Regions from separate parts of the Homo sapiens genome. Here regions 1, 2, 4 and 5 are each linked to region 3. Evidence: chromatin loops called from intact Hi-C (ENCODE). Cell type or tissue: Caco-2. All regions are shown on one strand. Region 1 has its middle 410 kb from the start of NR2F2-AS1. Region 2 overlaps NR2F2-AS1 (NR2F2 antisense RNA 1). Region 3 overlaps LOC112268156 (a long non-coding RNA gene). Region 4 overlaps LOC112268156 (a long non-coding RNA gene). Region 5 overlaps NR2F2-AS1 (NR2F2 antisense RNA 1).

What was found. A loop is a pair of places that touch in the nucleus more often than their neighbours do. Peaks named below come from ENCODE experiments on the same cell type or tissue, not always from the same donor. Only the 100,000 strongest peaks of a DNase experiment are listed, where the experiment ranks them.
Region 1: it touches region 3 in a loop (6-fold over the local background); 3 of 110 quality-filtered maps call a loop at or near these places.
Region 2: a loop joins it to region 3, with 5 times the contacts of the local background. A loop is called at or near these places in 2 of 110 quality-filtered maps.
Region 4: it touches region 3 in a loop (2.5-fold over the local background); 2 of 110 quality-filtered maps call a loop at or near these places.
Region 5: a loop joins it to region 3, with 3.0 times the contacts of the local background. A loop is called at or near these places in 2 of 110 quality-filtered maps.

Annotation. Positions count from the first base shown.
Region 1 is chr15:95,919,578-95,924,577 of GRCh38, reverse strand. No RefSeq gene overlaps it. Among named protein-coding and RNA genes, the nearest start is that of NR2F2-AS1, 410 kb to the left of the region's middle. In Caco-2, no CTCF peak of the experiment used is centred here; a DNase peak (open chromatin) is centred at 1,937.
Region 2 is chr15:96,223,201-96,228,200 of GRCh38, reverse strand. The region is part of intron 2 of NR2F2-AS1 (NR2F2 antisense RNA 1); the gene reads left to right. LOC112268156 (a long non-coding RNA gene) reads right to left here. Exons shown (of 2, transcript XR_002957737.1): 2 at 858-928. Among named protein-coding and RNA genes, the nearest start is that of NR2F2-AS1, 100 kb to the left of the region's middle. In Caco-2, no CTCF peak of the experiment used is centred here; a DNase peak (open chromatin) is centred at 2,200.
Region 3 is chr15:96,121,012-96,126,011 of GRCh38, reverse strand. The region is part of intron 1 of LOC112268156 (a long non-coding RNA gene); the gene reads right to left. LOC105369212 (a long non-coding RNA gene) reads left to right here. Exons shown (of 8, transcript NR_158193.1): 2 at 1-27; 3 at 4,041-4,181. Among named protein-coding and RNA genes, the nearest start is that of NR2F2-AS1, 200 kb to the left of the region's middle. In Caco-2, no CTCF peak of the experiment used is centred here; DNase peaks (open chromatin) are centred at 2,321 and 2,841.
Region 4 is chr15:96,061,812-96,066,811 of GRCh38, reverse strand. All of the region lies in intron 1 of LOC112268156 (a long non-coding RNA gene), which reads right to left. Among named protein-coding and RNA genes, the nearest start is that of NR2F2-AS1, 260 kb to the left of the region's middle. In Caco-2, no CTCF peak of the experiment used is centred here; a DNase peak (open chromatin) is centred at 2,221; H3K4me3 peaks cover 1,040 bases.
Region 5 is chr15:96,206,863-96,211,862 of GRCh38, reverse strand. All of the region lies in intron 2 of NR2F2-AS1 (NR2F2 antisense RNA 1), which reads left to right. The region is part of intron 1 of LOC112268156 (a long non-coding RNA gene); the gene reads right to left. Among named protein-coding and RNA genes, the nearest start is that of NR2F2-AS1, 120 kb to the left of the region's middle. In Caco-2, no CTCF peak of the experiment used is centred here; a DNase peak (open chromatin) is centred at 2,312.

The DNA of each region.
Region 1 (5,000 bases), 200 kb after region 3:
TCGATTCTCAGGATGGCATTCATCTTCTTGGGACTGGGAAAGGCCTTTACATAGTTTTTATTCTTCTTCTTCAGTTTGCTTCTAACCCTAGTAATCAATAGCAGAAACAGAAAAGCTGAGGAAAGCCAAGATGCTTCCATTTCTGAGCATCCCTCCTCGTCTGTTCCCTGTGGCTGGGCTTAGAATCCAGTCCTGCCCCCAGAGAGCTGGGTGTTGCCCCACCATTCCCAGCTCCAATACCTGCTCCTTGCTTGGAGCAGTGTGAACTGTCAGTAGCTCGTGGGCTACAAAGATGCTGTGGGACTTTGAACTCTTTTTATCGTGAGCTCAGTGGACCTTTCCAAGCCCCTCATGAGCCTAACAGGTGAACTGTCAACAGCAAGGCTGGGGAGAGGTCTGGAGTGTTAGGGAAGGTGAGTTCTGGGTGCAGTATTTCCTGTGTTTCTATAGGAACTAGTGGACAGAGATCATTTTGTGTGTTTGTGTTTGTGTTTGTGTGTGTGTGTGTTATAGATTTTAACCATCTTAAAATGAAATGACTAGTCAGGTCCGGAGGTGAAATTGTGAAACTGCAGTTAGATTCCCAGGCTTTCACAGCTGCTGAGCAACTGTTCCCCAACCTCGGTTGTGAGGTGTGTCTTACGTCATTTGTTACTAATAAAACAAAGTGCTACAGTTTGTGGGCAACTTACTGATTTTATAAATTAGATTACCTTTTCCTAGAACAACAACATTCACACCGACTTGCTTTCTGATATGCTTTTTTAAAAGTGCTTTATCTCATATCGATAAGCAGGTATATCGCCTACGCAAACTGACTTTGATAATTATAGATGAATATTTAGCCATTGACGTCACCTTCATTATTAGCCTTTTTTTTCCCTGAGACTTTCCTTATTGTAAATATCTGCATCCTGTGATATTTCTGCAACAGCGGCTTTAGTACATGGCTTCATGGAGACAAGTAAATGGGTCGTGAAGTCTCCCAGGTGGGACTGTGACTTATTTTCTCATTAACCAAAAAACCTAACACAGGCTCTGCTATGTAAAAGGTACTCAATATATTTTTTAAAAAATAATTTTTTATTTCTTTAAACCCCAGCAGATATATTTCTTTCCTTTCTTTCTTTTTTTTTTTTTTTTTTTGATGGAGTCTTGCTCTGTGGCCCAGGCTGGAATGCAGTGGCACGATCTTGGCTCACTGCAACATTTGCCTCCCAGGTTCAAATGATTCTCCTGCCTCAGCCTCCTGAGTAACTGGGATTACATGCGCGCCACCACGCCCGGCTAATTTTTGTATTTTTAGTAGAGACGGAATTTCACCATGTTGGTCAGGCTGGTCTTAAACTCCTGACCTCGTGATCCACCTCCCAAAGTTCTGGGATTACAGGCATGAGCCACCGTGCCCGGCCCCAGCAGATATATTTCAATTCGCATAACAAATGTGCTCATAAGTTGTAAGTAAACTAAGATTTTTTTTCCCTTAACTGGATAAAATTTGAGGGGGGTGACTGTTTTTTTTTAAAAGGTGTGGTGGTTTGGAGTTGGGTTTCTCTTGCAGTCCAATACACTGCTCTCAAATTTATCTACTTTGTAAATCCGTGCCTTTATATAAAATATTATTCTTGATAACATTTGCCTTTCTAGAACTAGTGGTAGTAAATGAGGTAACTTTGTCTTTTTTCATTTTATTGAACTCATACTATTTAAGATATTTGTTCAAGTTAGTAGGCTGAGGGACAGAGCTCAGAAAGGTAGTTCTAAGTGTAAAGTTCCATGTCTGAGCCTCAGTGTCCTTGTCTGCCCTCAGCTGTTCTGATGACTTTTAAATGAGGGAGTAGTTATGAAAGTACTCAGAGCTGTACAAATATAAGCATGTTGTCGTGAGTGAGGTGCTCAGGCAGAAAGGCTGCATGCACAGGTATGTAGGGGACTCTTGTGCCCAAATTGCAGAATTACAGGAAGTGGCCAGGGAAGGGATATCACCATGAACCTCTGCTGCAGCCTGGAGTAACAGACCATCAAGTTGGGGGAACACTCGAGAGAGAGGCATGTCTGTGGAGGACTGACCGCTCGGGGAACCATTCCTGCCCCGTGTTTGTGATCTTAACAGCCTGCTGCTCGTATCATTGGTCGCATCTGAAATTTAAAGTTTTATTTAAAATTCAAGCTAAAAAAATTTCCCAAGCCCTGCCCAGAGTGTCCAGGTCGCATTCCCTGCTTGAGCCCTTGTGTGCTGTCTCAGTCCACATGGAAAAAGCTCTGACTGAAGCCACCGCCCTGGGTTGGAGCTCCAGTCTCGTAATTCCCCTAACTTGACTTTGCTTCTCCATCTGCAAAATGAGAGTTGGGAGTTCGATGAATTCTAAGAGCTCATTGATTCATATTAACATTAGCCCAAATAAAACACAATCAAAGACACATTGGCAGACAAATACGAAGATTACCTTCATCCCAAAGTTAAATAAAAATGACTTTATTTTCTATTTGGCATTCATTATACACGTTGTAATTTTCTTCTTGCGACTGGAAAAATCCAGAGTAAATAGCTAGCACACAGAAGGATGTCCTCCGGCTTTTACTCCCTCACTCTTTCCCACTAAGTCTCTGTCATTTGCACGCGTCTTCCCCAATATTTGCATTTTTAATCTGTGACATCTCTTTTACCTGAATTTAAAGGAAGATGGTGTTTTCTCACCAGATTTGTAAAGTAAAACAAAATAGGAATATAAAAAGTTAAACGGGAAATTGTCATCGTTTCATTGCCTTGGCTGTGACAGGGTTACAGAGTGTGCTATTTCAATGCAAGGTCACTACTGTACTCCAATTCAAGCTTGTGTTTCCCAGAAAGTGGAATGATGCCTAGAGAAAGTGAACCACTTCTTTCTGTTGCAATGCTTTCCAGCACCAGTGAGGTTGTGCCTTCACTTTCTCCTCCCCAGGAATGTCCTGGGGAGGAGAAAGGACAGTTGTTTGACCTCTGCAGCAAAGCCTTATCTTGGGTGGAAGAGGAGGCTGATCCTAAAAAGCAGTCAATGTTCTCTTTCACATGTCTGACTCCTCAAATGAGTCCTGATGGTGAGAGAGAGAGAGAGAGCATTGAAACCTGTTTTAAATGTATAACAGACCAGCAAGAAATATTCTAACCATTTCATTTTCCAAAATGTGAATTGGAACCACAGACTGGAAAATCAAAACTATATTGAATGGAACCCCCCCCTCCCCACCCATGCCCAACAAGACATTGGCAGCATTAGCCCTGGTATTTATTGCTCATTTTAACTACAGTGCCTAGCAAGCACTTCCCCAGCCTGTATCGCAAAAAATATGTATGTATATAATTTATATACTTAATATTTTGCCCTAGCTTTCCTTGCCTATTTTACAGTGTTGGAGACTGTTTGTGTGTTTGCTATGTATCAGTTGACACCTCTGTAAAATCTTTATATTGAATGCCTTTGGCAACTATGTGCCAAATAATAGCGTTGCCATTTGTAATTTTTGTAGTTCCAGTTTTCCTATAAGCTTGGCTCTGTGTGTTACAAGTAGGAAAGGTTTAAAAAGCCTTATTGATGCTTCTTTCTAATGACCTTCCTCAGTGGTGTGAGTCAAAATCACTATTCCCTGACTTTCCTGTTCTTTTCTTCCATTAAAGACTCTAACTAGTTAAAGAAACGTGTCCTGTTTTGAAGATGCATTGCCCATAACACAATTCTGCTCCAGGAGTCTCTCTTATTCTTATTCAACTTATTCTTAAGTTTGGGGCTTTTAGACATGCTTGTTGCTCTCCATAGTGTCCAAGAGCATTATTTATTTTTATTTAAGACCTTTCCTGCTTTCCTGAAGACTATTTGAGGTTGTTTACAACAAAGATAATTAAATGATGAAGTAGATGAAATCACATAGAAAAGAAATCCAAAACTGTGTTAGACATGGATACAAACTTTATTCTTAAAGTGTAGGTTGATATATTTCTGTGAGTTAAGTAGAATGCAAACTCAATGAAAGCAGGAACTTTGTTCACTGATGAATCTCTATTGTCAAGTTTAGTGTCTAGACATCAGTATGTGCTCATGTATAATTGTTATTTATCGAACCAATATTAAATTCCATTTGGATTTTCCCAGAAGCTAATACATGAAGGGAAATGTGACAGGATATATAAAGTTATTGTAGAATATTGTACACTTAGAGCTCTTCTGGTAGTTAAAAAGACTTCATCTTACAGATGAGAAAACTGAGACCAAGTGAAAAGACTTGCCAAAGAAAAGTTCTAAAACTCAGACCTTCAGATTCCAAGGCCAGGGAGCTTTCTACTGTATTAATGTTGCAGTAGATAACCATGTTCACTCTATGCATAATAATCTATTGATATGGGCACAGAGTATGTTTGTGTGTGTATGAAGAGGAAATCTTTTTATTCTGATTCATCTATACTCTCCGCCCATTCCCTCTGGAAGGGACATCCTTACATAGTTGTAATGAGGTCTGGAATATCTTGCATATGCCTTTATCTATACCCAGTTGCCCAAGAGCAGGCACAATGAAGTGATCAAACAGAGGTAGAATGTTGCATATAGTTAATAACCTACACCTGCTATATAGAGAAATCAATTTTTTAAAAATATTTGAATTCCCCTATGTTGAAATATTTGCAATTCATTTATGAACAAAATTCAGCCCCTTACTTTTTAAAAAATTTAATATACTTTGTGATTAGCAATGCCAAAAAGTCCTGTATCTAAATTTTGTAGAAAAACATAAGCAAATTATAAAGTCTCACAAGTTGGATTACAACCAATTAATAAAGCAACTGTATCAATCAGCTGTGGGTGTGTGTGTGTGTGTGTGTGTGTGTGTGTGTACAAGCATAATGCCAATTTTATCTTCTTTGAGGGCAGTGAATCAGCATTTTTCCACTCCCAAGCTATGTGCTTATAGTAGGACAGCTCCTCACATACACATTCTTTCAATATGCACACACACCAGTGATGGACCTA
Region 2 (5,000 bases), 100 kb before region 3:
TTGTGTTCCAAAGTTCTTTTTAGTCCAGACCCTCAGCAGTGTTGGACATAAATTCACGCAGATACGTGTTTTGGGGATAGCAGGGTAGGAAGTTTGTAGCCCCATAAGTCTTAGCACATGCCACACTACTATTAATATGTTTCCTTTTGACGGATGGCTCAGGCATAGAGTGACAATTTGATCTCAGAATATAAATAGACCCAGAGGTTTTATAAAAAGCTTCTTTTGTGATTTTGTGGTGATGACTGTATTGGACTTTTAATAAATTTACCACCTATAGATGATGGCTGTAGATACAGACACCAACACAAAGAGTGAATAAGAATTAAAGGAAATCTGTGAAAGATCAAAATAACAAGGAGATCATCATGGTATTTTTCCGGGGTGGTTCAGATATTGGAGAGGCATGGGAGTGTTCAGTAGTCAGTGACTTCTGCATGATATTTGCATAGAGAGAACTTTAAAAAGGTTGCATTTCTTTTCTGCTTTCATATTTACTTTGGGTTAAGGTTATAGGATCTCCTTGGCAATGTTGCTGATGCTATTTTTGTAAACCCCAAATCAGTGTTCAAATGTGGTGGGATGGAAATTTTGAGCTACAGCAATAATAAATACATTTTATGTCCCCGTAACATTCAAGCTGTAGTATGTCTAAGAGTCAGTGAAAGTTGTTTCCTGCCTTGAACTCTGAAGTAAGAAAGAAACTTTTGTTTATAAATGTTAGAGATTTTGTTTTTGCATTTACCGCAAAGTTAAGTGCAGATATAATCTAATCAGTTTTGGCAAAATATCAAGCGTGCTTGTTTGTTTGATAAGGGAGGGAAACCCCCAACTTTTCATGAGCGCAAGTCCTTTACCTGTGTTGAAGATACATGACTTCTGTCCATAAAGTCTTCGATCTTGTGGACTCATACAGAAAACACGGGTCCTGTACAGGAAATAAGAGGCAGACATGTACTCCAGAACATCTTTCTCATCCATTTTAATAATGTCTGGTTTTGAATTTATAGGATTTCATATAAAGGACCCCATTTATAAGTTTTTTATTCTTCTCCTCTAAAGATGTAAAACTTTATATGCTGATTCGAGTGAAATTGAGAGTAGTCAATATCAATCAAACAAAGATTATTTAATATGCACTTTAGCATATTCTATATTGGATTTCTTCACGAGAATATTTGATAAGAGAACAGGTGTGTGTGTGTGTGTTTCTATATCTATCTTTCTATGTTTTTCAACTCACCATGCTTCTACACTATAATCTCCTTGAAGGGCAGGGCCATGTGGTATTCATTTTGTTAACCTTGTAACACCTAGTGGGACACTCTCAAGACATGAAAACCAGTTTATAATTGTATCAACTTTACATTCTGGAAGATGCCTGTCAGTGGCCTTTTATGTACCTTGCACCCATCTGGTGGGGTGGATTGGGCAAGCCTTACAGTCCTTATTTTATAGAAGATGAATTTGAATTTCAGAGAGAGTGAGTGATTTACAATTCCGGGCATGTCTTTCACCCCATCCATTTCTTGTGGCCCATCTCTGGACACTTTATGTTGAGGGAAAGGAGCATTACCCTGCAAGCCTGGCAGGAAGAAGGGCTGCTGACAAATGGTGTGTTTGAATTTATGGGTTGGGCTAGTGACAGTTGACAGAGCCTTCCTATAGAGACACAGGATTCTCCATCACCACTGGCACTTTGCCCCTAGGACCACAATGAGTATCAAACCACATTTAAGACAACCGTGAACAAATTTCAGTGGGATTGGCAATGAGATTTCCAAATGGACAGATCTTCTGCCTGAAGGTGGTCATCAGCATGTCTATAGTGTATAGAGTTCTCTGCTAAATCCACAGCTTCTGCTTCACCTAACTTTTTTTTTAACCTGGTTTTGTTCATTGCAGATAGAGTTCTCTCTCTGATAGCCAGGAAGTTGTATTGAGAAGGGATCAGCCACAACAAGCTTGACTCACTGGGCACATGTTACCTTTTGTTTTTTGTTCAGCACCTCTTTATATAACAAAACTGTCTAATCTCTCAAAGTCGTAAAAGGTTAACATTTAACTAAGTCCTGCATGTCATTCTGGGATGGACATCATGACAGTTTGGCATGTCCTTTGGCATTGTGTTTGTGCTGATACATTTCCATTCAATTTACAAACGTTTCATTGAATGCATACCACATGCCAGGTGATAGTGCTGCTGCTGGGGAGAAGGTGGGAAATGAGGCATACACAATCCCTGCCCTCACAGAACCTAGTGGGGACAGATGAGAAGAAAGGAATGCCAGTGGAATTAGTGTGATGAAAGAACAATCCCATGAGATAGGAATAGCTTTTTTAGAGCGCTAGGCATTCTGAAACTTTCTGGTTATCTCAGATCTCAGATTGCTTAAGCTTCTTCATGCCCTTACAGGTAGGCTCCGGTCTTAGTAGCTCTGAAATATTGTGAAAGTTTCGTGACCTCTTGGGACCATAGTTTTATCATCTGTGAAACATAGACATTAAAGTGGAGGACTTTAAAAGCTTTTGCAATCCTAAAGTATCATTGTTGTATTATTGCAATAGCTAACATTGATCAAAGTCTGACAAGGTGCCAGGCACTGGACAGGGAGCTCTTATAAGCATTGTTTAATTTATTAAGTGATTTTTGTGGATCTTTTTGTATAAACCTGGATACAAGCAGCCTAAGGAGGGACATGGCAGGTACTCTGGTGAAATCCAGATAACCATCAAGGGAGCAGGTGGCTTTGTCTAGATCTCTTTCCCAATTTAGATGTTTTATATACTTTTCAGGGGAACTTGCATCACATCTGTACACACCTATGTTATATTTATATAATATTTGCATGTGAACTCTTTGTTCTATTTAAAAATGATCAATTTGATGCCTCAAAAGTTTTTTTAAAAGCATAAAACTCTAATGACAAAAAAGCAGTTTTCAAAGCAAAATGAAGTCCTCCCATTTGGTATAGTCATTTATTTTAAAAGACAGGTACATTTTAAATGCCCCCTATCCAGCTGTGTTCATCTATGTCTCCTTTTGTAGAGTTATTTAAGTCTTTTTGGAATTGCCTTGTGTCATTTTCAAATGTTCTTGAATTTAATGTCTGCACGACATTCTTAGGCAGACTTAGTCCTCAGCTACCTGCCAGGGATGAGTTCACATTCCTTTCAATAATGAGAAAGCAGGAAAATGGACAACACATTTGCAATAGGCTCAAAAACACCTGCCAGGGGAAAGAGATGAGCTGTTTGATGTCCCATGTCCCACCGACCTGGCAACTCTGTTAACTAACAGTGATGATGAAGAAGATGGTGGCAGTGGTGGTGGTGATGACAGGTGCGAATGTGGACTGAGCCACTCAGGAACTTGGAAAATTATTTGCATAGCTATTTCATTCAATCCTCATAACAACAAACTGAAGTAGACGTGAATATGTCCATTTTACAGGGATGAAACTGAGTCTCAATATTTGTAACCACCTTGCTCTAGGTTACTCTAGGTTACTGGACAAGGTGGGATTTGAACCCAGGTCAATCTAATTCCAGATCTCAGGCCTTGAGCTTCTACATGACACTAGTTTAATCCCTTCTTGCCAAGAATTCTTTCTAAGAGATAAGGCAAATCTGCTGTACTATCTTTAATTCTATAATGATATGAATAGAGCTATTATTATTTTAATATTATCAATTAGTAACTTAGAAATTCTCCCAAAGAGTCAAACAATTGGAAAAAGTACAATGTGGCACAAACCTCACAAACTTTTAGCAGTTCATTATTTGGTCCATGGGTGGGAAGGCAGCATGGCACAGAGGAAAAAGCCAGGACATGGGCTAGGCTGGGCTGGGCTGGGCTGGGCTGGGTTAGAGACCTGGGCCCATACTGCTGACTACATGGACCTGGCCCATCTCTAACCCCTCTAAGTCCTAATTTCCTCACCTACAAGGAGTGGCTAAAATGTCTTTGTTGAAAGAATGTTAGATTGATTGCAAATCATAAATTAAATGTGTCTGGGCAGTGTCTGGCAACGCAAGTGCTATGTGGTTCCTACTAGATAAATGGTAGAAAAGCTCTTGGCACAAACCGCCCAAGCCTGTCATGCTCCTGGGATAAGACTACCTTCAAGCCCTGCCTGATTTCATTCCTGTCCATGTCACCAGCCCCATCTTTAGCCATTTTCCTTTTCATTGATTTTTTTCTCATTTCTCATGTGGGACAGTGTCACCCTTCCACCCCAGGGTCTTTGAATATGCCATTTCCTTGGCTGAAAAATAATCTTTCACCCTTGTATGAATGCACTGTTCTGTCTTGTCCTTGAGATCTCAGCTCAAATGTCACTTCCCCAGGGGAGTCTTTTCTGAAGCCCCAAAGCATCAGGCCCCCCTTATAGATTCCCAGGGTGCTTTCCGATTTGGGATACCCTTCCCAGTGGTAATTAAGTACTTAATTCACCATTAATTGTTTAATGTCTGTCTCCATCACCAGCATTGACCTCCAACAGGGCAGAGGCTGCATCTGCCATATTTATTCTCTCTCCCCAGATCCTGGCATGGGGCGTCGCTCCTAGTTGGTGCTTGATGAATATTCATTGAATGAATGAATAAATGAGCTGATGAATAAAGGATTGCCTTATTTCAAGGATCCCCCTTTACACTTTCTAACCTGTTTTTACTAAAAGAAGACCACTTGATGTGAGCCAGGAAGACTTTTACCAAAAGTTTTTGCCAAAAGCTGTGCCCTTTTTACCCCTGATGAGAGCAGAACTTCCTGGGGGACCATTTGTTACCTGTGGCGCAGAAGCCTTGTGTACCAAATGAGCTGCATCCACTCCGACCAGAGCGATACACTGGATGATAAAAAGATATCACCTCCCTGAAACAGATGCTTCATTTTATGATAGAAACAGAGACGCTGAAGCCTGCAGGTGCCGGGCTGACACGCGCTCTGCAGAGAATCATTAGAGCCTCCTTAGAGAACTGGGTTTACTCTGTGTTTA
Region 3 (5,000 bases):
AGTGAAGGACACAGCTTTTAACATCAGGTAGAGAATTTTGTTGAGTCTTTAGTAGGTCAGCCTTTGGAAAATACTTCTCTAAATTTCTATACATTCGGGCTAACTCATTAGAGGTCAGGCCTGGAAGATGAGATCATCTGTTTCTTCAAGAGGAGGACCTCTGCTTCTGTCAAAACAGCTGAGTCAACAGGGCGTGGTGTCTCATGCCTGCAATCCCAGCACTTTGGGAGGCTGAGATGGGAGGGTCACTTGAGCTCAGGAGTTTGAGACCAGCATGGGCAACATAGTGAGACTTTGTCTCTACCCCAAATTTTAAAAATTATCTGGGTTTATTCGTGTGTACCTGTAGTCGCAGTTACCTGGGAGGCAAGGTGGGAGGCAAGGCGGAAGATTGCCTGGGCCAGGGAAATGGAGGCTGCAGTGAGCCATGATCACACGTCTGCACTCCAGCCCGGGTGAGCATGAGACCTTGTTCCCCCCAACAAAAAAAAAAAAAAAAAAAAGAAAGAAAAGAAAAGCTGAGCCAGGAGACTCAAGAATGAGATAGCATCTCTACAAGTCAGAAAGACAAAAAGGAAACTCCACTTCAACTCAGGTAGAATGTGGGAGAGAGAAAGGAGACAGATGTGGCAGGATTAGGCTTGATGCCGAGCGACTGGAAGTCTAAGCAGTGGTTGAAACAGGATAGAATGTGTTTCTCTCCTTTCTGGCTGCCTGGGGAAGGCAGTTCAAGGCTGGGATGGCACTCTTCAGTGTAAGAGACTCAAGCTTCACCTTTTTTATTTTTTACTCTGCCGTGATCCTTATTCCTTATCATGGTGCAAGATGGCTGCTGTAGCTCTGTCCACCTCATCTGCATCTCACCCAGTAAAAAAAAAAAAAAAGTAAAGAAGGCCACACTTCCACATTTGATCACGTTGCTAATATCCCTTAGCAGAGGTCAGTCATTTGACCACCCAGAGGCAAAGGAAGGTGGAGAATATAATTGTTATTCAGAGAAGCCATATGGAGAGCTAAAATTCTGGGGTCCTTATAGCTAGAGGAAAAAATGAGGGAACCAGTGAGGACAAATGAAGGAAGCATTACTGGGAGAAAAGAGTAGGGTGAACAGATGTGGAGGTGTGTTAGAAATGACCAGATAGATTTAGGGGAGTCAAGGACATGAGGCCTTGCCTATTCCCATGGAACAGTCTGGGAAACCACTGTGACAGGCCCTGTTGGCGCTGCAGCCACACGATGGCATCTGGCCTGATGGATGTGCTTGAGGCTGTACTACTTCTGTGCTCAGCACAAGGTCTCAGCGGTTCCTACAGTCCTCCATGATGAGGTGTGTTGGGTTGAGGCCATGCACTAGCAGAGGGCCAGCATGAGAGTCAAGATGCAGTGGCAGCTGGGACCTCTGAGACTAGAAGCCTGACATGTCAGCAGGTGAGACAGGACCTCCTGCCTGTGTGGGCACCAGCCAGACCAGCCAACCTTCATTAGACACCAGATGTACCCAGAGTCCCCTGTGACTCTGATCCCTGCTCTTCCTGCTGTCGCAAAGACACAGAGAGCTTCTTCGTAGACAGGCACCATCTTGGGGAGGAGCAGGGAGTAACTTTTTTTTTCTCTTCCCATACATAGGCGGAGCTAAATGGGGGATGGAAGGTTCTTGAGAAGATTTAGCTAAAGAAGCTAATTGTTAAGTTAGGCATCTGAGTATAATGTGAGTGCATTTTCTATCCTATAAATGTACATAGAATTAAACTTGTAATGCTAAATCATTTACTTTTGAGTTCATCCTCATAAGAGTGCAAAATGAACAAAAATTAAAATTGAGATTGCAGATTTTGATTTAGGGTAGACCTGTGGCATTTAGTGTTATATCAGGCCAAAGACATCACTCCAAGATAATACTATTTACACAGAAGATCTCCTTAGCTAGAGATGTTTTTTTAAAAACTGAAACTAGTAAAGAGAAAGTTGATTTGTCAAGAGAGTTGACTCCCACAAATCGGGTGTTTTCCAGTTATTCAGGCATGCAACATTCACACAGATGCTCTCAGATCCTCTTACGAAGTACTGGATTAAAAAAGTATGAGATGAGACATCAGATATTTCAGTGACAAAACCATCCCTCTTGATCAACCAAAATATTCAAATGCACTTCAGATATGCTGGTTTCTGAAGCGACCTGAAGAACTTGTTTTCCCTTACCTCTAAGTTAAACCCAGACACAGTGACTCCAGACCGAGAACAATTGTATGGGGATATTGTATTGCTATTGCCTGCAATTTAGATAAAACAAAGGTGCACAAGGCATGCACCCACGTGTACACACACACACACACACACACCTGCCCCCCCACCACACACACACTGTGAGGTACTATATCAATGCCTGCATACTCCACAAATCTAGTCCAGCAACTTGCTTAAGCTTTTCATTGGAACAAAGTGATAGTCTTCTCTCCTAAAACAGAGTATCTTAAAAAAAAAAAAAAAGTTAATTTAGCAAAAAGTAGTGCCCAACTTTTTCAGGGACCCGTGGAATTCAGGCTGTCTAGCTGACACCTCTGCAGTACTTTAAATATTTAAAGCAATTGCCTCTGAAATATGGATTACCATGTAGGGAAATGTACAAGGGAAGATTGCTTTCTCCAGTTTTGTTTGCTCCTTTTGATGTAAAATGTTGTGGGAAAAAAAAGAGCTGTGACCCTTAATTAGATAAGGATTTATCTACATTGCTTTTCTTTTTGTGCCTGACCCCACTAGTCGGGCTAGTTGATCTGTATTGCCTAGTGTTGACACGAATGAGCAGCGTGAACCTTATACAGTTGTAAACACCTCTACAATGTGGCCTTCCTTACATGGTCCGCGAGGAGGCCTTGACAGAATGACACCCGTCATCTGATAAGCTGGGGTCAGGAGTCACTTGAAGAGTCGCTTTTTCTTTGAATTTCTAAAAGCCAAAAACTTTTAATGTTTTTAATAAGTAAATTACCTAAACATGTACAGTCCTTTTGCACATATTAACTCATCAGAGGCCCACGTGAGTCAGGGAGGGCTCCCTAAACAGTCAGGGGCTGTTCACCTGGTGTGTTGTAACTGCAAGACCACGTTTTGGTGAGAATCTGAGATGTATTTTGGAGAGCTTATATGACACAGTGGTCACATGATCCTTAAGGAGCCAGAGGGCATGACTTTAAGTAAATGGCTGGATGTTTTTTTCCAGTGTTGGCGATGCCTGTACTCAAAGGCAGAAACTCATCAGTAGGACTTCGATGAAGGAAGAATATTTTTCTTAAAGCAAGATATGTTTTAGTGATATAATTAGCCTTTTAGTTTATTCTCCCATGTATATATATCTACACACACATACACATACATATATAATGCCTGTTTTATAGTGTCTTGGAGATTTAGGTGATCAGGTTTTCTTCATGCCAGTATTTGGAATTCAGTGAGATCAGGTGGCTAGGCAAAAGAAGAGTAAATTATAACAAGAGCTTCCTTTATAGTCACCATGAAGAAGATGACTTATTCTCTGAGTCATAAAGTCATAAACCAGAATGCCTTGGTAAAGAAAAATTTTAATTGATACTGATACATGTTTATTCTCTTCCAGGTCTATCTTATTTACTGAGGATGGGATAGGGGATAGTGTGTGTAACAAATGTGTCAATCCTTTTGATAAGGTGCTGTGGGAACACAGAGGGACTGGTGTCCCTGGGATGTAGGAGATTTTCCTGTGTTGGCCTCCTGCCATCTCTCCTTGTGCTTCAATCAGTGTATGAGAGTAGGTGGCAGAAGCACCAGCTTGGACATTTCTAGGGCTTTTAAGAATATTTACAACCTTAAAATTTTGTGCTCAAAATAGGTCACTGAGAGCCTGTAATCCTGCAAGATTTCAGAGCTGTTCCTTGCACTTTCCGTAGCAATTCTTTCATCAATCTGATCACGTTCTTAATTCCAAATTTGGTGTTGCAGGTAGTCAAAATACTAGTGAGGACTCTGTTAATGCAACTCAAAAGCCAGGTTTCTCGTTCCAATCACAGATTCGAATCCTACAATTTGGAACCCATGGGCACTTCTAGATTGGATCTTGCAGAGATTTTTTACAACAGAAATAATGGAAAGGCAAAAGAAAACATTGAGTAATAACCAACCCAAGCAAGTCCAGCCTCTTTCTGCAGAAGGCAAGTAGTTCTAAATGAATTGAATATTTGGCAATTTTTTTCCATCCACACTGTTTGACTCCATTCTGGGCCAAAATGATCTGTGACTAAACACAGGCAAAAACAAAGTTTATTTTTAATCTGTCTAGCAATGAGGGTATTGGCTCATCATCCAGAGGAGATGTGAATTCTTATCCTTTATCTAATCTTGAACACTCTCTCTCATACTGGGGAGTGGTGACGGCGCAATTTCTAGCACTGATTTCCTATTGAAACCGTGGTTTCCTTCATTGTTTATCAAATTCTCTCCCGTCTTACCCTCAACTCCAACCAACCCGGAGTTTTTCGTCAAAGCCACTCTACTTGACATACATATGAGCTTGACAATAAAATTCCTTGGATATACATTGTGGAAGACGGGTGCATTTTCCATATTTTACATCATATTCTTGTTTTTGGATCACCAAAATATGATGTGTTATAATTTAGAAATTCATTTCCATAAATAATTTAACTATAGCTCTAGACTCATGAAACTTGGATATAGGCCAGACAAGCGGCTCATGCTTATAATCCTAGCACTTTGGGAGTCTGAGGCCGCCCGGGAGGTCAAGACTGCAGTGAGCCAAGATCACAGCACTGTACTTCAGTCTGGGTAACAAAGCGAGACCCTGTCTCAAAGGAAAAAAAAAAAAAAAGGAACTTGGGTATAATTTAAGATGGAGCGACAAATATGGGGTTTTACCTGGAGTCTCCTACACCATGTGACCTTTCAAATTTGGCCTTGCACAAATCATACTGGAAAGGTATGTTTCAGAACTTTTTCCCTAGTCTTACTCA
Region 4 (5,000 bases), 59 kb after region 3:
TCTCTAAAAGCTTGAAATCTTAAGTTTTATTTTTGACATGTCTCAGGCCTGTTTATTTTTCTGTTTTTGTGCATATGACCATTAGAGTATTGGAAAAAGGATTAGATAGCCTAAAAATAATAGAGGTTTTATAAATCCACTTTGCCAGAGAATTACTTTCTGAGGCAACTGGCCTTTCCAAAATAAATTTGCGAACTGTATCCTTATTTAAAAAAATAAAAACCTGGCAAGGCAAAAGAATTTAGGCCATATCAGCTATGTCATTCTAAATTTTAAAATATTTAGTCTTTCTGTAAGATAAATAGGAACAATTGAATTTAAGCAACCAAGAAAAATAAACATACAACTCCTTGAAAACATACAAATAACTAGATGGTTTTAAAAAATGTTATCAGAAAAATGTCTTCACTACTAACAAGCTCTAAATTGAACAGTGGCCATAGATTATGCTCGTATCTGTGCAATGGTTGCACTGCCAGGGGACTGGCCAGTCTCAGGGTAGATGAGGCTTAGCATTTGAAAGCATTTTGGAGCGGAGGATGGAGGAATCCCAGCTGTCTGCTAACAAAAACCTGGTAGGTCTTGGGCAAAGTAGTCAAGAGTATGTGCTTTGGGACCATCGGGAAGGCTCCGAAAGAAGGTAAGATTTGAACTGAGCCTTAAAGGATGTTTGGATGAGATCATACTATCTCTTATCCAGGTGCAGTAATTTTCTTTTCTTCCTCCTCTCCCACCCCTCGCATGGCACTAGTTTCCACCTGTTTAGAGGCATACAGTTAGCAAACCATGGAAAATTATGGGAGACTGGGGATCATAGAAAAATTTACTTTATGAACAGCATTGATGGGAGTGAGTAGTGCAAAACCAGTACTGAGTGGGAGACTGAGACCAATAATGATTTCATGAGGTGACCCTGTCTTTTCCAGGTTGCCTAATGGGCTAGTGATTGATTAAGTATACAGCTTTGGGGTGAGACGTGAATTCCAGTCCCTCCACGATCAATATGCTACCTATGGCACTAGGGCCACCTGCGTGCTGCTGTTTGAGAGCATCTTTTACATTTGTAAAATAAGCACATGATCTGATTGTTATGAAATTAGGTGATATAATTATAATCATTATTATATTTTAGTTTGTACTTTGCCAAGTACAAACAGGTAACTTTGTTTATGTGCTAATATTTACGTTGCATCTAGTTTCCCAGTGAACTCAGCTAAAATCACAGGTGCCACAGAACTGTGTCCTATGATAGCCTATTAAATCTAGGACATTTTTTCAAGTCAGGAATATTAAAAAAAATCTCAGTAACCTCTAATACCAGAATTTAATTGGGTAATCACTTTAAGGAATATCTGGAGTTGGCTTGCTTATAAATAATGCGTTGCTTTTAAGGACATATTTCTTTTAAGTTTGAATCAACTTCCCATTATCCAGTTTTTTTCATATTCAGATTTATTCCCCATAAAAGCATTAGTAAGTGCATATGAAAACCATAGTGTAATAATTTAAATGATTGTTATGAAAGGATATTTGTGATAACAAACATTTTTTAAAACTCCAGTTTCTAATAATTTCCTGTTTTCTTAAAACTCATAATATTTTTGAGTGGCAATAATAAATCCCTAATCCTTGTTCTCATCACAAGTAACGACATCAAGTAGGAATCATCATATACAAGACAAAATGTTTAAAACTTTGGGGTACAATCAGAGTGGCAAAAATTAATATTCAAAAATAAAAATCTCACTCCCTTGGCTGTTTTGAATTATATTTTTCCCACCGATTATATAAATAGGAAAGAGCTGAGTGGATGTTTCTGATATCCTACAAACGTAATTAGTTAACTTAAGATCTGCTTCCCTTAGATCTGTAGATATCCTGATCTAGAAATCAGAACTTAATTCAAAGTGAGAAGAGCAAGACGATGGTTTATTGCGTTTTTTTGTTTTGTTTTTTTAATGTCTACGGTGGTTGTTGTTGTAGTTGCTGTTATTTGCATTGACAAACATGAAATTCTTCTGGTAAATGGTTCGGTTCTCTGACCTCGAAGCTGAGTGCATGACACAGGCTGGGCCAATCATATTACCTCATTCCCTGAGCCACAGTGACTCGTGCAGAGACGAGCATGCGGCCCAAGCTGGGCCAATCAGAATTGTTCCCTGGAGTTTGTTATACTGCAAGTATTAGGGAAAACAATTCTTCCTTCCTGGGTTGGTAAGCATGTGACCTCAGTCTTCAGGGTATGCAGTAAAGGATTAACTTTGCCCTGGAGAGGTTTGGCCCTTTTGCTCCCAGCTGCAGGGCTGTAATTTCTAAGCCCTTGGAATGTTCTGCCTGTAGGAGTGTCTTTGTTTACTGGAGGTCTTGAGCAATACCAGATAGTCTGTGCTTACAATGTAACTTTTGGTGGGGGGGCCTTTGGACATGTGGTACCACTCAAGCTCCAGAGGGGTTAGAGACTAAGGGTAGTCACATGGGTGAACAGAATGTCCGAATGGCCAACTCCCAGTAAAAACTCTGGACAACAAAGCTTGGGTGAGTTTCCCTGGTTGGTAATATTCGGTGTGCATTGCTATATATTCTTGCTGAGAGAAATATATCATGTTTGCATTATCTGCTGAGAGAGAACTGAAACTCCATGCCTGGTATGTCCTAGACCCGACCCTATGCACCTCCTCTCTGTATCCTTTCACTGCAATAAATCGTAACCATGAGAGTAGGGGCTTTTCTGAGTTCTGTGAGTCCTACTAATAAATTGTTAAACCTGAGGGTGGATTTGGGGACTTCCTGAGCATTTTGTAGAGCATCTATTTTCTTCTTAATTTTACTTTGACTTCCGGGATACATGTGCGGAACGTGCAGGTTTGTTACGTAGGGATATGTGTGCCGTGGTGGTTTGCTGCACCCATCAACCCATCACCTAGGTTTTAAGCCCCGCATGCGTTAGCTGTTTATCCTGAGAGCGTCTATTTTCTGCACTACTAGAGGAAGGCTGAGAGAGTGGAGCAAAGATGAGAGTAGGATGGATGAATGGAAGGAGAAAGAGAGAGAGGAAGAGAGAGAGAGAGGGAGAAAGAAAAAGAAAGAGTAACATCATGCATCTGGCTCTAATCCTTGAGCCTCCTGAGGGTGCATTATTTTCTTAGCTATTGCTTTGAATCTTTCCATTTCCTGAATATACTTCCAATAATTCTCTGTCACTCCTTCAGATAGTTTACATTGCATTTCTGAAAAGCCTTTAATTGTATCATTTTAAAATTTCAGTTATATTTAGTTAAAACATATCATTTTTTACCCTTAGAGAAGTGAGTGTGATTAAAGTAAAATCAGGATCAAATAAAGCCTTGTAAATATTTTTGGAACTCTCAATAAAGTTATTGAAAAATGTATTCATGTGAAGTGAATTAATCTAGAAATGTGGATGTCAACCTGACAGGCCATTTTAATCCCTGAGTTATTTCTGAAATGCTGTTAGAATAAGAGATTTGGAAACAGAAGTTAGTATAGGTCTGCTGGGTTTATAATTTTTGTAAGAATTTTCTAATATATAATTTTCTATATCTTGAGCTCTCAGAATAATATTACTTTTGTTAGGCAAGAGATAGAACTCCATTACTCTAAAGGACTAAAGCTAAACTCTTGCAACGCTGCTCAAAGAGATTATTTAAGCCCGAAGAGATTGTTTTATAGAAAATTTTACATTATTCTACTACTAAATCCCAAATATTAGCCCACAGAAGAAAGTTGGCAAGAATATCCTCTATAAACTCTGTAAACATTTAGACAATTGCATTATCAACATTTATCATTCTATTGATGAAAAATGGACCACACTTATTACATGCCTGATGCCAGCATGCGAATTGCAATTGGATTTCCATTACTGTGTCAGAATTCCTTGGGCTTTTTGGAAACAAAAAGGAACTTTCTTAATTTGATAAAGTATCTACAAATACTTAAAACAAAAAATCATATTTGATACTGATGTGTAAGGAACATTTCCTATAAAGTGAAGAATAAGACAATGAATTCCATTCCTTTATTACTCTTTCTAGGTCCTAGACAGTGCAATACACAAAAGAAATATGAGCTATAATTATTGGAATGAAGAAACTGTCATGATTACAGGTAGTATAATTTTTAATACAAATTTTCAATGAATTTTGGAAATTTGACACATACAACGTTGATATATAAGTACCAATACATGTACTTGATTGTGTCCCTAAATATCACCGTGGCCAATTAGAAAATGTATTCTTTAAAGGATTCTATGCCCAATAAGCACCAGGTGTCAATGAGTAAATGTAAGAAATGGATGCCCCGTATGAAGAATATTGTACAACAGTGTCAAAGGACACAAAACGACATATACATGGATATTTTATTTTATTTTGTTTTTGAGATGGAGTCCCATTCTGTCACCCAGGCTGGAGTGCAGTGGGGCAGCCTCAGCTCAGTGCAACCTCCGCTTCCTGGGTTCAAGTGATTCTCTTGCCTCAGCCTCCCGAGTAGCTGGGATTACAGGCACACACCACCATGCTCGGCTAATTTTTTTGTATTTTTAGTAGAGACGGGGATTACAGCCAAGAGTCACTGCACCTGGCCTTAGATATTTTATATATGGGAAGATTTATTTTCCTAAATAGATCAATTATCCCAAAAGTAATCTAAAACTTTAATTAAAACTCCAACAGATTTTTTTCTTCACAGAGCTAGTCAGTTCATGTGGAACTAGTTAATTCATCTGGAAGAATCAAGAACCCCAAATAGCTCAAAATAGTGATTTTGAAGAGGGAGAGTAAAGAAAAAGCACATGCGCAGTTAGAGACTGAATGATGTTAAAGTGATCATATTCAAGACAGTGTGCTGGTGGTACACTGGTAGAGAAATAAAGATCCCAGGAACAGACCTACATAGATATGAGAATGGAAAAGAAATAGTCTTACAGACCAGTGGGGGGAAATGGGCTTTCCATACAAAAAAAGTAGATATAGATA
Region 5 (5,000 bases), 86 kb before region 3:
TGGTGATACTAATGAAGCAAGGTATTTCCCTGACCTCTTCATGGGTGGGAACTGGAGTGCATGGGTGCTAGAACTAGCTGGCCACTTTGGTGCTGGCACGGGTGGACTCCACTCTCTTGGTCCTGCTGTGTTTCACCCCTTGTGGGAGCGGGGGGAGAACAGGTGAGTGGGTGCAGGAGCCAGGGAGAGTGCTTTTGGGCACTGGCAGGAGCTAAACTTTGTGCAGGCCCTTCAGCAGCATCTAGGGGAGTGCCCACTACCTCTAAAGCTTCAGAAGGAGTGCCACAGTGCTCCTTTAGCTTTCCTGTCTGTGGATCACTTAAGTGTTAACAGCTCAGTGGAGGGTCAGTGTGACAGCCTTTTGCACCTGCACTCGTGGCATCTGAATTCTTGTCTGGTATCCTGTAGTAATGAGGTCGCATGAATGAATTGGTGATGGTAAATGTGGGGGATTTTGTTGGTGAAAGTGGCTGGAAGGGGAGCTGAAAAGGGGAAAGAGCAGGAAGGTGAACTTCCCCTGGAGTCTGGTCATCTCCAGCTGGACTCCTTCCAAGGCTACACTGTCAAGCTGTCCCTCTGAAGTCAAGCTGCTTCTCTCCAGTGTCCAACCATAGTTTTTCCTCATCCAGCTTCTTTTCCTCTCTCTGCTGGCTGAGCCTGGGGTTTTTATGGTCACAGGATGGGGGACGGGGTGGGCCATGGGTGGTTTTGGGAGAGGCAACATTCAAGAGGGACAACAGGGATTTTTACTCCCACTTTTGGCTGCAGTATTAGGCTTTTCAGCTTGAAGGTGGGGCCGGGGACCTGCCCTCTTCTGCCCAGAGTTTCCCTGGCTCTGGTCCCTATCAATAATCTGCAGTTCAGGGCACAGATGAACATATTTTTATCTTTCTTTGATGCTTCAAGTGACTCTATTATCTTGCAATGTCTTCAGGTCGTCATAATTAACATCATGTTGTTGACTATAAATGTTTAACAATGCAGGTTGTAGAGAGCTGTGCTTAATAGAAAGCTGAATACAAATTATTCGTTGAGATACTAACATGTGCCTAGCACAGCAATACTACGTAAAGAAAAAGCAAGCAAGCAAACAAACAAACAAAAAAGGGAAAAATAAAAAGACATATCCCTTGCTTAATTTGTTTATTATCTTAAGCCTAGAGAAGGTATTACAAGTGGTCAGAATAGCAGTGTTAAGATTCTGACCTTTCACTTGCTATGTGACCTAGGGCAAGATACATAACTTTTTAGTGCTTGGGTTTTTTCATTTGTAAAATATTATTTGTAGATTATTAGTGTCTTTCTCATTAAGGAGTTATGAGGTTTAGCTAGGGTTAAACAAAAAAAAAAAAAGATTTACTTCATTCTGAAAGTATAATAAAATAAATTTCTTTAGGAAATAATGTATGCATTGTGATCTATTTAATAAGTTTTACTGTTACTTTATTTGGTTTCCAGGTAATACCAAATAATAATGTGTCTATTTGAATTGCAAAAATCAAGCTGGTTTGAATTAAAGAAGTGTGAAAAACTCCTAGCTTGGCAAAATATGTAACACTTCTATCAATTAAAAATAGGTAAAATGTGTTAAAAAATAATGAAAAGTTCATGCTTTAATTGAACTGGCTTTTTTCAAAAGCCTATATTTTTTACGAAGCTTAATGAAACAAAAATTGAAATGGTGCCCATTATGAAATCTGTGTTAATTGTTATTATTCCCATAAAGTTCACATGACTAAAAAAATGCATACTACCTGCCTTTCGTTTTCTCTGTATTTATTTTTCTGTATATCTTCACCATGGCAAACAGAGCATTTACTAAATTGAAAACTTCCTTTAAACACACTGGAAACTTTTGACACAAAATTGCTAGAATTATAGGGTATTTTTGTCAATCTGACAAAACTTCCTTCATTCTTCCTGATTTAAACGCAAGACTGTTTCTCTACTTATCTCCAATACTGTCATCATCTTAAATATCGTTGTGCTGGAAGGCATTGCAATATTAATTAAAAATACAGTCTAATTATTTACCCTAGTTGGTTCATACAAACCTCTTTGGTATAATCAGTGGACTCCCTTAAGGGGTTTCACGGTATTTCGGAGTGAAATAGAAAGGTTTGTTACTGACTTGGACTTGGCTCATGAGTGTAATTAAGTATAACCTACAATTCACCTTTAGGTCACCAGATCAAATACAACTTATCTGGGCAATGTCCAAAGGTATGTGCTGATGTTGACTGAGTGCTGACGGGCGGCATACATAAACGAATGGAACTTTTAATTTACCTCCAGGCGTCTCGGAGAACATTCCGGGTGTTTCAGCGAGTCAGAGGGAAAGCAGAGGGCAGCCAAAGAGGTCCTTCATTTTAGACAGTCCCCAGGACAAAGCAGCACAAACCAAGTTGAAAGAGCTGCTCAGATGGCTGAAGGTGTTTGGCGACAACCTCTTCCCACTTCTGGCCTTAGTGCTAACCTAAAGTTGCAGGGCAACCTTTGCTAGCTGTTGGTGTTGTGCTATGAAGCCTCCTGGATGTGCCTGGGGCTCAGTCATTGGAGAGATTGCCTTCTCAAGGAAAGCAGTGAAGTGTTTCCAGGTCCAGCACAGTGCTCAGATCCAGGCTTCAAAACTATGTCCTTGGGCTCATCTGGCATAACAGGGGTTCAATTGATTTCTCAAGGAGTCTTAAAGCGTCCATTTGTCTTTCTCACAAATATGTTTTAGAAAAAGTGACAATAAGGCCAGGTGCAGTGGCTCAGGCCTGTAATTCCAGAACTTTGTAAGGCTGAGGTGGGTGCATTGCTTGAGCCCCACAGTTTGAGACCAGCCTGGACAACAGAGTGAAACCCCATCTCTCATATATATATATGTAAAATATTTAATTTGTATATATAATTATAATATATTATATATATTTAATATGTATAATAAATATAATGGCAGCATGTGCCTGTAGTCCTAGCTACTCAAGAACCTGAGGTGGGAGGATCGCTTGAGCCTGGAAGGTGGAGGTTGCAGTGAGCTGAGATCAAGCCACTGCATTCCAGCCTGGGCAACTGAGCAAGACCCTGTCTCAAAGAAAAAATAAATAAAGGAATAAAATGCTCTCGACTCCCATTTTAAGATAAAAATCAGTGTCTGAAAGCCCTACTCAGTTTGAAACATTGAATTGCCTGGCCTAAGGAAGAAGAGAAGTTCACAAGCAGCCCCATAAGGTGATAAAAGAGTTTGGCAAATGGAAAACAGCAGTACAAATAAAATAATCTTCAGTTCTAAATATTGAAATCGATTAGAAATTATAGTGGCTAGGGCCAGGCATGATGTCTTACGCCTGTAATCTCAGCACTTTGGGAGGCTGAAGTGGGCGGATCACTTGAGGCCAGGAATTCAAGACCAGCCTGGCCAACATGGCAAAACCCCGTCTCTACTAAAAATACAAAAATTAGCCGGGCGTGGTGATGCACACCTGTAATCCCAGCTACTTGGGAGGCTGAGGCACAAGAATTGAACCCGGAGGCAGACGTTGCAGTGAGCAGAGATCATGCCACTGTACTCAAGCCTGGGCGACAGAGCAAGACTCTGTTTTAACAAAAACAAAAAGAAATTACAGTGGCTGAACTGTAAATTTATTGGTGGATATTGTGGGAAATGAGAAGAAAATGGTAGTTTAGGCTAGATATGGAAGGCTTTGACTATCTCGAGTGTTTTTTTTTTTTTTAAATATCCAAAGCCGGTGGTGTAGTTTTACCTGCATAACCAACTCAACAGGAAGATTTCGATTAATCTAGAATTGAGTGGGAATAGGTATTTTGTATGATTTTTCCTAATTGAATACAACCTAAAATTTTGGCTAAGTTAAGAGTTCCAGGAAGAAATGGATGAATCAGGTGTTTGCAGTCAGGAAGGTAATTCAAGACGCTGAAGTTTTGTGAGGAAGATAGTAGATGGTGTCTCCCCTGAGGTGATCTGTGAAGAGGAAAAAGAATAAAGCAACCAGAGATTGTGGCCTTTGGGTTTCTGCCTGCTGAGAAATGACAGATAGAATCCCAGCCAGCTGGAAGCTCTGATTCACAGAAACAGGAGAGGTCATGTGAGATATAAAGTCAAACAGGGCTACATGCATAGTTGCTAAGTTTTATTTTAAAACTTGTTAATCTTGTTATTGGGGGATTGGACTGGACTTCGGTGGAATCTGCTAGAAAGCATTATAAAACAAATCACATCTGTTCCTGCAAATAAGCTGTCCATCCACCCATTCCCTTAAAAATATTTATTGAACTCCTACTATGTGCTAGTTATGAGATAAACAAAAGCAGACAGCCCCCTGACCTCATGGAGCTTACAGTCAAATGAAGTGCCCAAGGACTTGGATACAGTGGGAATGTGAGCAGAGTGAGAGGTGCAGAGAAGAGGTGGACAATGGCCAGGCCATACAGGCCCCTGGAGGGCAGGGAAACTATTTTATTTTTAATATTAAAGGAAAGGAGGACCCATTGAATACTTAAAAAAATTTTTTTTTCATTTTATTTTGAAGTGGAGTCTCGCTCTGTCGCTCAGGCTGGAGTGCAGTGGTGCGATCTCAGCTCACTGCAACCTCCACCTCCTGGGTTCAAGTGATTCTCCTGCCTCAGCCTCCCGTGTAGCTGGGACTATAGGCTCATGCCACCATGCCTTGCTAATTTTTGTACTTTTTTTTAGTAGAGACAGGGTTTGCTATGCTGGCCAGGCTGGTTTTGAACACCGGACCTCAAGTGATCTGCCTGCCTCGGCCTCCCACATTGAGAACTTTTAAGCAGGGAAATTATATGATCAGTCAGACTAGCTTCTAGGATTTTTTTTTCCTCCTGCATCTTCATGGGATTTTTTTGATGCCCAATTTCTCCCCGCTGACCATGTAGATGCAGTTTTCTAATGACCTCAGAAAATTGACTAGGGCGTGAAAGCTGTTGTGTTGATGAACTGCAGAAGTGGAGAAGGATGAAGAGACCATGTTTTCCAG